2 separate regions of the Homo sapiens genome follow, and region 1 is linked to region 2. The links are chromatin loops, found by intact Hi-C in ENCODE. Cell type or tissue: Calu3. All regions are shown on one strand. Links, peaks and the distances in the headings refer to the core of each region. The heading gives the core; the rest is flanking DNA. Region 1 has its middle 67 kb from the start of SLC35F1. Region 2 overlaps SLC35F1 (solute carrier family 35 member F1).

What was found. Hi-C counts contacts between places; a loop is a spot of excess contacts. Peaks named below come from ENCODE experiments on the same cell type or tissue, not always from the same donor. Only the 100,000 strongest peaks of a DNase experiment are listed, where the experiment ranks them.
Region 1: it touches region 2 in a loop (15-fold over the local background); 16 of 110 quality-filtered maps call a loop at or near these places.

Annotation. Positions count from the first base shown.
Region 1 is chr6:117,836,447-117,844,789 of GRCh38, reverse strand. No RefSeq gene overlaps it. Among named protein-coding and RNA genes, the nearest start is that of SLC35F1, 67 kb to the left of the region's middle. In Calu3, for the core only: no CTCF peak of the experiment used is centred there; a DNase peak (open chromatin) is centred at 3,909.
Region 2 is chr6:118,260,382-118,268,724 of GRCh38, reverse strand. It overlaps SLC35F1 (solute carrier family 35 member F1), which reads right to left. Exons shown (of 8, transcript NM_001029858.4): 4 at 1,571-1,730. Among named protein-coding and RNA genes, the nearest start is that of PLN, 280 kb to the left of the region's middle. In Calu3, for the core only: no CTCF peak of the experiment used is centred there; no DNase peak of the experiment used is centred there.

The DNA.
Region 1 (8,343 bases), core at 334-8,333, 420 kb after region 2:
TTTGAGTAGATATTTGTATTTGGTATGAGATAAGGATCAAATTTTATTCTGTTGCCTGTGGCTATCCAGTTTTCCCAACATCATTTATTGAAGTGACTGTCCTTTCTCCATTGCATATTCTTGGTACCTTTGTTGAAAACCATACATGTGTGGGTTCATTTCTGGACTCTCCATTCTGTTCCATTGGTCAATGTATCTTTTTTTATGCCAGCATCATGCTGTTTTAATTACAATAGCTTTGTAGTAGTTTGAAATCAGGTAGTATGATACCACCAGCTTTGTTCTTTTTGCTCATGATTGCCTTGGCTATTCAGAGTTTTTTGTGGTTTCATATTATTGTTTTTTTCCATTTTCAATTTTATTGAAATTTCGATGGGAATTGCATTAAATCTGTAGATTGATTTGGGTAATATGAACTTTTGTTTTGTTTTGTTTTTTACTTGTAGAAGAAATTTAATGCCCATGCGTGCAATGCATGTACCATGCAGACAACAGGAAATTCTGGTATAATCAACACTCACAAAATAAGTTCATATACCCATTTTAAAAATCGAGCTCAATTCGTAGAAAACCTTTAGATTCATGCTAAAATTGGGCAGGACAAACAGAGGTCCCCCATATCCTCTGCCCCCTTAGATGCATAGTTCCTTTCACTAACAACTTTCTGTCATAGAGTGGTACGTTCGCTGCAATCATTCAACCTACAATGACACATCACTCTCATGATGAGACCACATAGCTCTCCTTAGCATTCACTTGGGTGTTGTAAATTCTATGGACTGGAGCAATGGCATAGTTACATGTATCTGCTATTATTCTATCATATGGAATAGTTTCAGTTCAGTACCAATGCACTGTGTCCTATCTCTGCACTGTTTCTTCATCCTCAGTGCCTTGCAACCACTCAACTATTGATTTATTTATATTTAAAATAGACACATCTTACTGTATATAATATGAACATTTAAGCAATATTAATTTTTCCAATTCATGAACACAGGATATCTTTCCATTTATTTGTGTGTTCTATTTCTTTCTTCAACATTTTCTAGTTTTCAGTGTACTGGTCTTTCATCTCCTTGGCTAAATGTATTTATAAGTATTATTTTTTATAGCTATTATGAAATGAAATTTTTTATTTTGGGGGAAATAATTTATTCTTAGTATATAGAAACACTACTGATTTATGTGTGTTAATTTTGTATCCTGCAACTTTACTGTATTTGTTTGATAGTTCTGTTTTTTGGTGGAGTCTTTAGGGTTTATTACATATAAGATCATCTCATCAGGAAACACTGACAATTTCAATTCTTTTTTTCCTATTTAGGTGCCCTTTATTTCTCCTTCTTGCCTAATTGCTCTGACAAGGATTTCCAATACTATGTTGAATAAAAGTGTCAAGGCTGGACATCTTGTCTGGTTCCAGATCTCAGAGCAAGGGCTTTCAAATTTCACCATTGAGTATAATAATAGTTGTGAGCTTCACATATATGGCCTTTATTGTGTTGAAATACATTCCCTCTACACCTACTTTAGTGAGAGTTTTTATTGTGAAAGGATATTGAATTTGTCAAATGTTTTTTCTGCATCTAATAAGATGATCATATGTTTTTGTCTTTCATTCTGTTAATATGATGTATAACTTTTATTGATTTGCATAAATTGAACCATACTTACATCACAAGGATAAATCCCACTTGATTATGGTGAATGATCCTTTTAATGTGTTGTTAAATTTGGTTTGCTAGTATTTTGTTGAAGATTTTTACAACTATGTTCATCAAAGATATTAGCCTGTAATCTTTTCTTATAATGTCCTTGCCCAGCCTTGCTATCAGGAAAATGCTGGCCTTGTAAAAAGTTTAGAAGTATTTCTGCCTCTTCATTTTTTTGAAGAGTTTCAGAAGGATCGGTATTAGTTCTTCAAATGTTTGGTAGAATTCAGATTGGTAACCATCAGGTCTTAAGGTTTTTATTATAGGAGACTTTTTAATTACTGATTAAATCTCAATACCCATTACTGATTACTTATTAAATCTCAATACCCATTATTGGTCTTTTCAGATTGTCCATTTCTTCATGATGATTCAGTCTTGGTAGGTTGCATGGCAATGGCAAAAACCGCAATTACTTTTGCACTAACCTAAATATATGTGAAGAAATTTGTCAATTTCTTCTAGTTTATCCAATTTGTTGTATAATTGGTCATAGTAGTCTCTTGTGATCCTTTGTATTTCTGTGATATTAGTTGCAATGGCTCCTCTTTTGTTTCTGACTTTATTTATTTGAATCATCTCTTTTTCTTATTCTAGCTAAAGACTTGTGGATTTTATCATTTAAAATCACTAACTCTTAAGTTTTGTTGATCTTTTGTATGGTTTTTTTTTCTAGTCTTTATTTTATTTATTTTATTTTAATAATAAAAATCTACTCTGATTTTTATTATTTCCTTCCTTCTGCTAACTTTGGGCTTAGTTTGTTCTTTTTCTAGTTCAGTGAGGAGTAATGTTGTTTATTTTAGATGTTTTGTTTATTTTTGATGTAGGTGTTTATTGCTGTAAACTTTCCTTTGAGAACTGATTGTGTTGTATCCCATAAGTTTTGGTATATTGTGTTTTCATTTTCATTTATCTAAAGATATTTTTAAATTTTCTTTTAAATTTCTTTATTGACCCATTGGTTGTTCAGGAACATGTTTAAATTCCATGTATTTGCAAATTTTCTAAAATTCCTCCTGTTATTGATTTCTAGTTTCAATTCATTATAGTTGGAAAAGATACTTGATATTATTTCATCCACCTTAAATTTGCTAAGGCATATTTTGTGATCTAACATATGACCTATCTGTGTGTGCACTTGAGAAGAATATATATTCTGCTGTTGTTGAATGGAATGTCTTGTATTTGTCTGTTGGTTTCACTTGGCCTATAGTGTTGTTCAAGTCCAGTATTGTCTCATTGGTTTTATGTCTGAATGACCTGCCCATTGTTGAAAGTGGGATATTGAAGTTCCTTATTATTATTGTATTGCAAGCTATCTCTCCCCTCATATTCTTTAATACTTGTTTTATATATTTAGGTGCTTCTATGTTTGGTGCTATATATATATATATATATATATTCACAATTGTTATATCTCTTGATTAATTGCTTCTTTATAATTACATAAGTTCTTTGTCTCTTTTCACAGTTTTTGACTTAAAGTCTATTTTGTGTGATATTAGTGTAGCTATCCTTGCTCTCTTTTGGTTTTTATTTGTAGGGAACATCTTTTTCAATCCCTTCACTTTCAATCTATGTGTATCCTTAAAAGTAAGGTGAGTCTCTGCTAGGTTGTATATGTAAAGTTTTGGCTTTTTGATGGGGATCCCATAATTCCCATAAGATTTCTTTATTCTTTTTCATTCTTCTTTTTGTTTTTCATTTCAAATGTTCTGTCTTTGAGTTCATTGATTCTTTCTTCCACTTTATCAAGTCTAATGTTGAAACTTTCTATTGAATTTTTAAATTTAGTAATGATATTCTTTATCTCTAGGATTTCTATTTGGTTTTTTATTGTTTTCATTTTTGTCACACTTCTTAATTTGTTCATGTATTATTTTCCAGATTTTATTTAATTTACTATCCATGTATTCTTTGAAGTAACTGAAATGCTTTGAGATTAATCTGAATTCTTTATCAGTCATTTCATAGATCTCCATTTCTTTTTCCTTCTTTTTTTGAGTAGCAAATACTGTAATTTTATTCTATTTTTTAGATTTCAACTATTATTTATTTCCTTAGGGTGCATTACTGGAGCTTTATTGGTTTCTATTGGATGTATTATGATTCTCTAATTTTTTGTAATCCTTGTGTCCTTGCATTATTCTCTACATTTTTAAGGAAACAGCCCCCTCTTCTGGCCATTACTTGTGTTCTTTGACAGGGATAGATCTTTGATATTTAATCTAGCTTGTGATTCTTGAAGGGCCGGTGAGGTGATAATAAATCCAGACAAGGAGAGCTTGTTGTGAGTTCTCTAGTTGGCTGGGCTGCCGTCTTTCCTCTGATGTCAGGTGGGCTGCTGGCTTACCTCCACTGTCTGGCAAGATCACTGGCTGGATTCTGCTATTGGTCAGAGCTGCTGGCTGTGGACTGCAATGGCTTGTGGTCTCATAAATCACAGAATGCATTCCCTGGCCAAACAATTTTGCTATTTGTGGTCTGCAGTTAGGCAAGACTGAAGTTGGTCTCTGAAGTTAGGCATAGTTTCTGCTGAGGATGGGCAAGACCAGAGGTTATACTTCTTAGAAATGCATGATTGAGGATTGACTCCTTGTCAGGGTGGAGCCATGGTATGGACATTTCACTGAGTTGAGACACTGTGACCTCCTGGGTCAAGCAGGTCCAGTCCCTATGATTCTCTGAAATGGGCAGAGGCAGGCACCTTCCTGTCTGGATGGGGTCATTGAGCAGGATTTTTGGCTGAGTAGAGCTACTGCTTGACTGCCCAGGGCAATCAGATCTAGCTTCTGTTCTTTGAAATGGGCAGAGGTGGGTGTCTCGACCTGGGCAAGGTTATTTTTGTGGACTCTGACACTGGGTATGGAGACTAACCATCTAGGGACTCAGGCTAGGTTTAACCTTCCTCCATGCTTCCAAAGGTGATCAGATCAGTTTTGCAGGTGGGCTATAAGGTTTGCTGGTATCTCTGACTGAGCACCGTAACTGGCAGGAACACAGACCTACCACCAAGATTTTAGTGCTAGTCACCATGACCTCTGCCTTCTTTCTTTCTACCTGACTCCAGGCATTATAGCTAAGTCATTGGTCCCAATGTTTCCTGTGAGGTGAGACCAGAGTGAGCATCCTGAGAAGTGTGTTGGGAAGCTAGAGAAACTTGATAACTTCAACTCCCTTTTCCCCCTGTAGACACTGTGGGCTCATGGAAATCCTCTTTCTCTAGTATTGTGCCAAATTGGTGGGTGGATGTGTATGTGGTTGAAGTGAGACCACTCTTCTTACCTTTGTAATTCAGTTTTCATTCAGTACTATGGGACATGCAAGTATCTTGGGCCTGTTTCCAAGTGGAGTTTTCAAAGAGATGTTCTGTTCTTTGGATACCTGCTAGTGATATTTACATGGAGGCAGTGGGAGTGAAGGCTGAAACTTTCTATTCTGCCATCTTGCTGACATTCTGTAGTGTGCAGAAAATTCCTGATGTTCTGTTTCAAACAAATGCTTGAGTCAGAAAAAGTTGTTTTGACAGGATATTTTAAAAATTAATTATTATTTCTGTGGCTTCAAAACTGCTCCAGAAACCCTGAAAGCACCCCCAGACTGAAATCACTGAGCATATAAACAATGGTGACAATCAGCCCAAAGGCCACCCCAACATGGTTTAAGAATGAAACTCGGGTAAACAGTCATATTTCTTCTCAGTTTTGGGGAAAATAAGAAAAAAAAATTTCATTTCACCTCCAAGATCAGATTCCAACTGTTAACAGTATCTCTAGACATTAAAATTTAAAAACCATAGGCTCAAAAATGAATCATAGGTAATTGCTTTGTGCCTCTACTTACGCTTTTTTAAAAAAAATTTATACGTTATATATTTATATATTTTTTCCTATAAAGTTGACAACTTGCTTATTTAGGTCTGATATAAAGAAAATCAAACTTCATATCACTAATGCAATAGAGTGAAAAGGTAGAAAGGTGTATCCATTTTATTTCAGATGTGTTATATGATACCAAGATCTCCTATCTATGGTATAATATATGCACTAAGATGTATATGCACTAAGATGTAGTTTCTCAAGATCTTGAAAAATATTGTTAAATGCTTCATTAGAAATTGCTTTCATGTTTCGTGTGTCTGCGTAAGTCAGTGGTTCTCAGTGGGGGTAATTTTGCCCCAAAGGGGACATTTGCCAGTGTGGAGATGTTTTTTATTGTTACAACTTGAGAAGCTTTGTGCTGTTGGCATCTGGTGTACAGAGGCCAAGAATGCTATTAAACATCTCACAATGCACAGGACAGCTCCCCACAACAAAGAATTACCCCATCCAAAATGTCAATAGTGTGGAAGACTTTGGGAGGCCGAGGCGGGCGGATCATGAGGTGAGATCTAGACCATGCTGGCTAACACGGTGAAACCCCGTCTCTACTAAAAATACAAAAAATTAGCCAGGCGTGGTGGCAGGCGCCTGTAGTCCCAGCTACTGGGGAGGCTGAGGTGGGAGAATGGCATGAACCTGGGAGGCAGAGCTTGCAGTGAGCCAAGATTGTGCCACTGCACTCCAGCCTGGGCGACAGAGCGAGACTCCATCTCAAAAAAAAAAAAAAAAAAAAGGTACAATGGAGTTTAAAAATTCCTATGGTATAGTGACATCATAGCTGTAGTAACACCATGGTGCAATGCATTACTCACATAGGAGCAACAGGCGATATATACAGTCTAGGTGTATAGAAGGCTATACCACCTCGGTTTGTATAAGTTCACCCTCAAGATGTTTTCACAATGATGAAATCATCTAGCACATTTCTCAAAATATATCCCTGTCATTAATTGATGCATTACTATAATTGATCAAATCTTCTATTGTTTGTGAAAATAACTGCAGACAACAGAATCCCCTCTAGCTGGCTTATGAAGAACAAGTTTTTTTTAAAAAAAATTACGTAGTTCACAGGTATCTTGGAGTATCTAAGTATTGGGTCTGATTATCCAACCAGGAATAGAGCAGCCAAGAGAAAAATCAAAAGACACTACTGTATCCAAATGTAAAACACAACTGTGCTCCCCACCCCAATACTTGTGACACCAAGTCAGAAGCTTCACTATCACTTCAGATGGGCACCTCTGACATCATTTTTGCCAGTAGATACACTCTTTCTTGGTACAGCCACCACCTATGTTTCTCATTGCTATCTGCAAATCAAGTATAGGTGGGTCAGTCTAGTAAAAAAATAGATTGCTTGCAGTACCTTGGCTGCTAGGGAGTGGGATATCATATTTTTTAGCTTTTCAGTCTTTATAGTTCTAGAAATTAAGTTAAAGGGGATTGGAATGGGAGCTGGATGAGCCAAATTATAGTCTGCAATAGTCATGGAGCTCACATTCCAATAAATCAATTAAGATTAGGGTCAGCTGCATAGAACAAAAACTAAACTAAATTACAATATCTTGTAAACTAAAAGACGTCTGTCTCTTACATAAAAGAAGTCTGAAAATGTGAAAGATTGCAAAAATAGCACCTATTCTTCACTGCTGCCTATATCACCCCCTTTGTCATGTAAATTGAAGTTTCTCTCACTGAAGAGGTGGGATGTATTTCCTTGAATCTAATCCTGTCTTGTGACTTGCTTTGGCCAATAGAATGAGGCAGAAGTGCTGGTATTCAAGTTCCAAGCCTAAACCTTAAGATGTCGTGCTGTTTCTGCTGGCTCATTTGTGGTTTTATCATTACCATGACAGGGTTGTGCCCAGCTGGTCTGCTGAAGGACGAAAGGCACATAGAGCAGGGCTGAGTTATACCAGTTACTCTATTTGAACCCAGCTTAGATGAGCCAACTCCCAATTGGCCTCCAGGAAGCATGAGGGAGGCTAGCTTCTGATCAGCTAAATCTCATATATGTGTGAAAAATACTTATTTTTATGAACCTTTCTTACTCAGTATTATTGCAGCACTGGATAACTGATACAGGAACAAAGCAGTCTGAGGCAAATATGAAAGCTCAGAAGCGTGAGGGACCCAAATGCTGGATATTTTGTAGCTCTGCATCCTCAATGTACAGCTTCTATTTCATAGTTCAATGTGGTTGCTTAACCATCACATCTAAATCCCAGCCAGCAGGGAAAAAAGGAGGTGTGAAGAAAGGAACAAATGCTCTTTTTAAGGAAACTTGCTGGAAGTTTTATGTAGGAACCTAGTTATAGTCACATCAGCAGCAAAGAATGAGGATTGGAAAATGTAGGCTTTATTCCTATTTCCTGTGCCCAGATACATACTGGGGCCTCTAACACTAAAGAAGAAGGGGAGGACAGATACTGGGGGACAATTGGAAGCTACATTTGCCAGTAAAACATACTGACAGATAAAAGTTTGCTGTTTCCCTCACTTTTGTTCATATATAGGGCTCTTACCAAATGAAAGCAGTTTTCTGAATTTAAGATACATTTCTTTCTGGATATATTGCTAAATTATAATAATAATTAAAGAAATATTGATATTCATAAATCCAAAATATAATTTTTTTGTATAGCATTTTACTGCTATGCAATTCTGCTTTTTGCTACAGGGATAAAGACTTTTTTGGTAATAGGCCAAAAGAGAGTGTTCCACTGTCTAAATAATTCAGC
Region 2 (8,343 bases), core at 23-8,022:
GGCAGGGGAATCACTTGAACCCGGGAGGTGGAGGTTGCAGTGAGCTGAAATTACGCCACTGCACTCCAGCCTGGGCAACAGAGCGGGACTCTGTCTCAAAAAAAAAAAAAAAAAAAAAAAAAAATATATATATATATATACATATATATGACTTTAGAACAACTGGCCACATTGTATAAGACAAAAATATTATCTGATTGGTCCAAAAAGATTATTCATATCAACATTACTACATGTATATAGCATAATATTGGCCTTTTCATATGACGTCTATCAATATGTCATGGAACCAGTGTTTCATAGAAGAGAATCTGGGAAACACTGAGGTATTTATTTTCAGATTTCTATTGAAGTGGGGACTGATGGTGTTGTGTAGATGGTGTGGATGTGTGAGGCTGAGGCTGTCTCTCTTTTGTTCTATGTTGTATCTTCAGCTCCCAGCAACATGGGACAGAGAAAGAGGCCTGCCCTGGAGGCCGGGGGCCTTGTGTTCCAGTCTCTGCTTTGTCAGCTCTGTGACTTTGGGCAACTCACTTGGTTTGGATGGATCTTGGTGTTCACATATGTCAATTACAAAGGAGTTGAACAAGGTCCTTTTCAGTTATAAAGTTCTATGGTACAACATACATGACATTGTTTCAGAGACTTAACGTGACCTTGTCTCATAAAGAGAAACGGTCCACTTTTGACTCTTTATCATCTAATTTCCTAGAAGAAGGGGCAATTCCAAGAACTATAGAAAAGTGGGTACTTTCTATCCCATTTCTAATGTTAACAAAGAAGGTCATTTTTTTTCTGTTCCAAAAACCCTTCTGTAGCTAAAATTTTGGTATATTTTAAAGAATTGCAATGCTTTAAAAAGGGTCTTCTGGAAACCACCCTGACTCAGGGCTCCCCCAGCAGATTCACAGCAATTTGATGAGTGAATCATGCAGCTTTACCTTATGGGTTTATAAACTCTAATTGATACCAATAACCCCTCCTCGCAAAGCAAATTAAAAACCATGTGTGAGAAGACTGAACTTAACTCTCCCTCCTAAAATTATGGAGCACTCCTAACTAGTCCTCAAACTTTATTTACTCGTGGGCCTATAAACCAACCTTCACCCAGTAGTTTGAAAGCTCAGTCTTTCTCTGGCTTGACAGAGAAAGGTTTGGGGTTGGGGAAATGTGTGGAAGGCCCTGTGGCTCAGGAGTGAATTAGCTCATTACCACCAACTCTACCAAGGACCAGGGCTTGGGCCAGGCAGCTGGTTCAGGAACGGACTGACCTCCAAAACATCTTCTTGGTAGGTCATGACTCTCAGTTTTAAACACTGTCTGCATGTTTCTGAATGGATGCAGAAAGGGCATGAAAGCTGTATTTTGCAAACTCATGCACTCAAGAAACATGCATTAAGCACCTCCTGTGTGCCCTGTTTCAGGTGTGGGGAACAGACATGAACAGGACACAGATAGTGGGAAATCCAGGTTCCTAAGGTCCTTGTTTTCACCCAACTATGAACATTCCATTTCTTGCCTTGGCCTCACCCGCAGAGGTAAGGAACCTGGTGAACATCCGAAGACTCACCTGCTCCCTGATGTCTTCCCACAAGCACATCTGCTCCCACCATGCAGCCCATTCCCAGGATGCAGACAACGATGCCGATGAAATGCACAGCCTTGTACCGGATCAGCAGGAAGAACCAGGAGAGCAAAATCACGACTGGGATCACAAAACAGTCCAGGAGCTATTGGGAGGGATGAAGGTAAACAACAACAGGAGATTCAGGAGGAAGCATTCCATGTAGTAGGGAAAAGTAATTTAGTTCTGCAGAAAGGGTTCTGCCTTTCCCCTGAACCTGAGATTTTGTGTAGACCCAGACTTGATGTACTTAAAACAGACTCTGAAATAAATGGAAATTAGCTTTATTTATTTACTTAATTGTAAACATCCCCCAAACTTTAAGGGAAAGGGGAGAAGGCAAATTGATAAGACAGGCTGGTGGTGAAGAGTCTCCTGCCTCCAGGTGCTGGGGCAGCTCTGCCTCCTGTCTTCCTCAGGGCCAGGCCATGCTCCATGGGAACATCTTTGGTTCGGGGACAGTACACCCAGCCTTTTTACATTGTCCCCCTATTTTACGAGTAGATCCGGGAATGGGAGATGAGGGTGCAGAGGTCTTATAATGTTTTATGAATTATTAGAAATTAGACAAAAGTTGAATTTAATTTCTCCTGGACAGCTGTCTTCCTGCTACCAGTAAAAATTGATCTGTTCTTGTCATTTCATTCTTAAAATAAAAAAGTGCTCTAAATATAAATACAAATATGAGTCTCAAAAGTAGAAATACTTAAAAGAACTATTAGAAAAAAAATTTTTTAAAGAAAGTTGAATAGAGTATAGCAAAAAAATTTGATTTCATTTTTTATATATTTTGTACAAATAGTGAGATTCCATCTGACATGTAAGTCCAAAGAGTTGATAGAGAATTTGCCCCAATTATGTAGAGAGATAATGTGGTGAAATGAGAAGACCCCTGTGCTAGGAGCCAGAAGACCTGAATTTGAGTACAGATTCTCATTTACAGCTATGTGACCTTGGGCAAATCACAAGCTCAGGAGCCTCAAATTTCTGTTAGTAAAATGAAGATAACAACTTTCCCCAAAGATCAGCATGAACCTCAGAGATACTACATATGAAAGTAATTCTTAAATCACGAGGCCCTCATTGCTGGTCTATAACTCTGCTTTCAAACACACTCTTTGGGCTCCATGGAACTAATTCAGATTCTACCACACTGTGGTAAGACCTCTGGATACACTATCCAAGACAGGGTCTTTCTTAGACAAAGTGATGTCACATAGAACTGCAAGTTCCTTGTACCACATGAGGAACTTATGATTTGTCCAACCATCCAGTATATCTCCTTGCTGGAATTCTAAACAAGTGGCCTCTACCACCCAGCTGCCAGTACAGGGCAGTGATCCTCAATACTCCTTCACTTTCATTGCCTATATCCTATTGATTACCAAATTCTGCCAATTTAATCTTCCAAACATCTCTCAAATCTACTCATGCCACCCTCTCCCACTTCTGCCACCTAGACTGAGCTAACATCCTCTGCTACATGGAACAAGCCTCTCCTTCATGCCCCAGGGCCTTCACTTATGTACACTCCTCCTTCTGGAGGAGCTCCACTGCTTGAACTTCCTCCTCCTTTATCCTTCAGGCCTGCACTTATAATTTGCCTCCTCAGGAAAGCCTCTTAGATCCCCAGGCTAGGTCGAGTCCTGTTTGATGCTTTTGTTGAATGCTGTACTTCTCCTCTGTAGTTCCAATTGTAATAGTACTTAATTAGCACAGGATTATTGGCATCAGAACACTGCAGGGATTAAGAGGAGTATTCAATAAGAGTTATTGAACAAATATATACAAAGATTTTTAATGACCAGAAACATCAAAATAGAGTCTCCAAGATTCACTGAAGGCTGGAAAAGGTTTGCGTATTTGCAAAGCATCCCTGAACATCAGAGTGGCTTCTTGGCACTGCAAATAGCATTGTGAATCCCCTCTATCCCCAAAGCTTTTTGTGACCTGGACAGATGCTCATGTTTCTCTGTGCACTGGTCTTCTCCTCTGCAAAATGAAACAAGCACTCAGAATAGTAAGCTATCCCTGAGGTTGCTGAGATGATAAGGTGAGGAAGGACCACGTGAATGCTAAGTAGCACTGTGATGGCTGGGGGCTGAGCCCAAAGGTCACAGCACTCTTGGAGGGGCTACAGGAAGGAGGTGGTGGCAGGTAGGATTGTACTACAGCACACAGTTGCTCACTGCAGTTAATTAGCAATGTGAGTTAATGATGTGGTAATATGCTCTAAGGTAGGTTTTACAGCTAGCCTCAGATGCTATTTCAGTGTATTAGGAAATTTCAGTTTGTCATTGAAAACTGTTCACTGGGCATAAAACAGTTGGTGTTTTGTGTTAAAAATTAAAAATGATTGAATCAAGTTGAAATATTTAGCTGCACACTACAGAATTAGGGTTTCATTATCTGGCTGGAAGCCCTCAGTCAGTGGAGCTGAAGGCCTCTATTCCTGAATTATTGAGGGCAAGCTAGGCCATGGTCCAATCTTTGAGGAGAGCTGAAGTGAGCTTTTAGGTTCTCAGTGTCATTAGAAAAGCCAAAGCACTTGATGAGTCCTGAGATCTATTCCTCTAATGGTTTGAGTTGGAAAATCCTTATTTGTAAGTGTCAGGTGGTCCTGTGGGTAAGTGCAAACTTTTAGAAAGAAGAGAAGGGAAAGAAGAATATAATCATAATTTTTCTTAAAGAAGGATACAATCAAGCCAGTGTTTCTGGGGCATTTGAGGAGAGAAGCCTGGTGCTTATCATACAATGGGGCCTCAGTAATTGGTGGCTGAATAAATCAATGAATTGTCAGACATATGGTATCACTGACTGTCAGAAGGGACATTAGAGATAATCAAGGTTGCTACTGGCATTTAGGGTGGGACAACTGATTTTGCAAGATTGTCTCATGCTCTCTGCAGGGCAGTTAGCATTGCTGGGCCTTGACCGTTAAACATTCTACACATTTGCAAACGCCCCTGGAGGGCAGTATCTCCTCAGTTTAGAATCACCAAGACCCTTGTATTTAATAGTTGAGGCTTCCTAAGTCCTAAGAGGTGAAATGATGTGCTCAAGGTCACACAAATTGTTAGTATCAGCAGAAGTTATGTCATAATAATTTTTTGGACAATGTTTTAGTGAAGGTCAATGACAGGAATATTTAATTGCTACAGCTGAAGCTCTCACCATGGCATCTGTAACTGTTGAAGAGAAACTGTTTGGCAGCTGCTCTTAGTAAACAGGCTATTCTTTTTTAGTGATTTTTGCCTTCAGCTTTCCCCTCGTGGTCACATAACATAAAACATACTGACAAAATAATTTTTCAACAGTTTTCTCGTAGCTTAATTCCTTGGCTAAGTGGTTGTTAGAGAAGTAGAAAAGAGAAGCATTATAACTGAAACTGTTAAAAAAGAAAACAAACAAACAAACAAACAAAAACTCCTCTTCTGATTGCCATTAATCTTTTCAGTAGATTTAACTTTCTTTGCATACATCTCTGAATCTAAAAAGAAATTATAAAATATCCATATGAAAAAATAAACAAATATTATTTTATAACCATCTTATGCTCTGAAAAATCTCCAAGGACATTAAAAATACTTTAATGGAAAAGTGAAGTGTTTATTACTCTTAGATTTACATAGATTCCTTTTTTCCCCCTAAGGATTTAAACGAATTTTATTCTCCTTATGCCTTGAATCCTTAGGCAACACATGCCAGAGGTGTCTACGATTCTGTTTTCTAATTTTATAGACACGGCCGGGCACAGTGGCTCACACCTGTAATCCCAGCACTTTGGGAGGCTGAGGCGGGAGGATCACTTGAGGTCAGGAGTTCGAGACCAGCCTGGCCAACATGGAGAAACCCTGTCTCTACTAAAATACAAAAATTAGCCAGGCATGATGGCGCATGCCTGTAATTCCAGCTACTTGGGAGGCCGAGGCAGGAGAATCGCTTGAACCTGAGAGGCAGAGGTTGCAAGAAGCTGAGATTGTACCACTGCACTCCATCCTGGGCAACAGAGTGAGATTCTGTCTCAAAACAAAACAAAACAGAACAAAACAAACAAAAAGATAGAGACATGGAGGCACACAGTACACAATGGCTGGAGAAAAGTCTCTGAAGTCATGGTGATAGCAACAGGATTACAATTTGAACCTTGTAGTTTTTTTTTAAATTCATTTTCTAAATAGAGATGGGGTCTCATTATATTGCCCAGGCTCGCCTCAATCTCCTGGGCTCAAGCAATCCTCCTGCCTCAGTCTCCCAAACTGCTGGGATTACAGGCCTGAGCCACAGCGCCCAGCTTGAACCCTGTAGTTTTAAACAACATTTACAGTTGGTTGCATTAAGTTTGCACTTACAGTTTGTAAAAACGATTATGTTATTTTTATGGTAGACAAAGTAAATCTTCACAACAGCCCTTTAAGGGAGTTATGACTGTATCTACTCTATAAATAAGGGAACTGATGGTCTAAGAGAAAAGCAAATTAGTATTAGAACTGGGGCTAAAACACTAGCGTCTGGACTGCTAGATCGGAGTTCAAGTGCAGCTTCCAAAAGTTATTTAAATAAAAAAGGTTCATGCTGACATTACTTTTAAGACAACAGAAGACAGTCAACATTAAGTAGCACTAAAATTTTAAAAATATGTATATGTACAGGAAGATTGAAGCGTCATTTAATTTCCCCTCTTTCTCCCTACCTCTTTTTCTTTTCCACTCCAGCTGATCTCTGACCATCTTATCACTGTGCCTTTCTCTGTGGCCTTTAATCACATTTGGTTATGCCCTCTCCTGCACACACGCATCCCATCCCTTCCTTCCTGCCAAAATCTACTCGAGCTTCTCTTTGGACTTCTGTGGATGCTCCCTTCCTTTGCCAGCACTCCGCAGACCCCTTAACCTGGCTTTAGACACCCACACTTCCGAAAGTGTGCTCATCATGATGCGCGCAGCCCCCTCAAACACGGTCATGAAGCTGTCCCAGTAGTGGACAGTCTCATGAAGATGGAACATTTTCTGAGTGTCTGTGAGATCTGCCTTCAGGCTGCAAACCCTCTTTACAGCTGGTGTGTCTCCCCAATTGTATCCCGGTTTTACAGAATATTTTACAAGTCTTTGGTCCACAAGAGTTCACAACTCTAAGTCTGGGATGCAGGGAGAGGCACAGGCTGTGGAGCAGTAACATGGGATGGGGATTAGGGGGCTGTCTCCCCTTAGCAATGCTACCAGGGGCTTCGGGCAACTGCTGGCACATCCCAGCCCCAGAGGGGTGGGATAGAGGGAGTTAGGAAAAGCAGAGAGAGGAAGTCCTCTGGGTCATCGGTGCTTCTGCCTCACCCCTGCCAAGTGGGTGGCCAGCTGCTACAGCCCCCCTCCCTTCAATATCCAAGGGAACCTCACTCTCTTCTCTGTTTCTCTGGCTCTTTCCTGCAAAACCCCCTTGGAAGTCATGAGAGTTCAAGAATTAAAGGAGAGATAAAGCCAGAAAAAGTTTATTCTTCATTCAGCTGACATTTATTGAGCGTTTACCAAAGCCCAAAGCCCCAGCCCCTGTGTGCGTTCACGTGGGCCCTAAATCCTGCTGACCTGCATTCTGTTACTCTGACACTGTGCACTTTAATTTAAATTTTCTACAAAGAAAATGTGTTGACTATTATGCTTGTGTATGCATATGTATATATGCATATTTGTATATAGTGTTGTTCTGAATAATTTTGAGCCAGCCCAAATCCAAGAAGAGGAGATAGTTGGCCATTTTGCAGTAAGCATATTTTTATGGCCTAAGTCTCATGAAATGGAATTCCTTCATCAGTCAGCACCAGGGAAGGCCTCTGGATGTTTCAGGAGAGAATCCAAGGCCAAGTATGATATTGACTGGATACTAAGGTATCACACCACAGGTGAGGCTGTTGGGCTTCGTGTGGTTATAAGACATGCCATGGGGACAGAATTTATATTATTTTCTTTGTTTAATCACTTTGCATCAATTTTGAGAGTCATGTAGTACAATTGCATTTATCACAACCATATAACTTTATAAGAGTGATTGTGCAATGGAATCTGTGTAGGTCAAAAATATTGCATCATCACCATCATTCAAGTGCCAGTTGGCCTCATCCAGTCAAGTGAACAGAGTAACTTCAGAGTTTTATAAATTCAGTTATAATCACAAAGACATTAGAGAGACAGACACAAGTCAATTAAATACATTCACAGACAAAGGCGTAGATACACACAACTAATATTACAGGGATAAAATTCATATTTTGTAGAAGAAATAGGTTAAATGAAATTAGCGGAATGGTAGTGAGGAAGTCATGAGAACTGCAGAATTAGAGGAAGAATAAAGCCAGGAAAAGTTTATTCTTTCATTCAGCTAACATTTACTGGGCATTTACCAAATCCCAGGTTTTGAGTGGAGACAGTGAAGGCATATATAGATGAACAAGATATCCTTTCTTTCTTCCCTCAGGAAATTCATAACACCATAAGGAAACACTACATTCATTTATTTAATAATTTTTTGTTGTGTGACTGCTTTATATGGGCATAGCCAGGCTTTGTGATAAGGTAGATAAAACTGTCCCTGCACTCCAGGGACTCCCAGTTTAGGATAAAGACACCCAAAAGAAGTTGCCTTCTTTTTTAAAAAAAATTAAAAACCCTAAACCTGTAATATAGATACTTTATCATATCATTAGATTTAGCTTAACATTGTTGAGATAT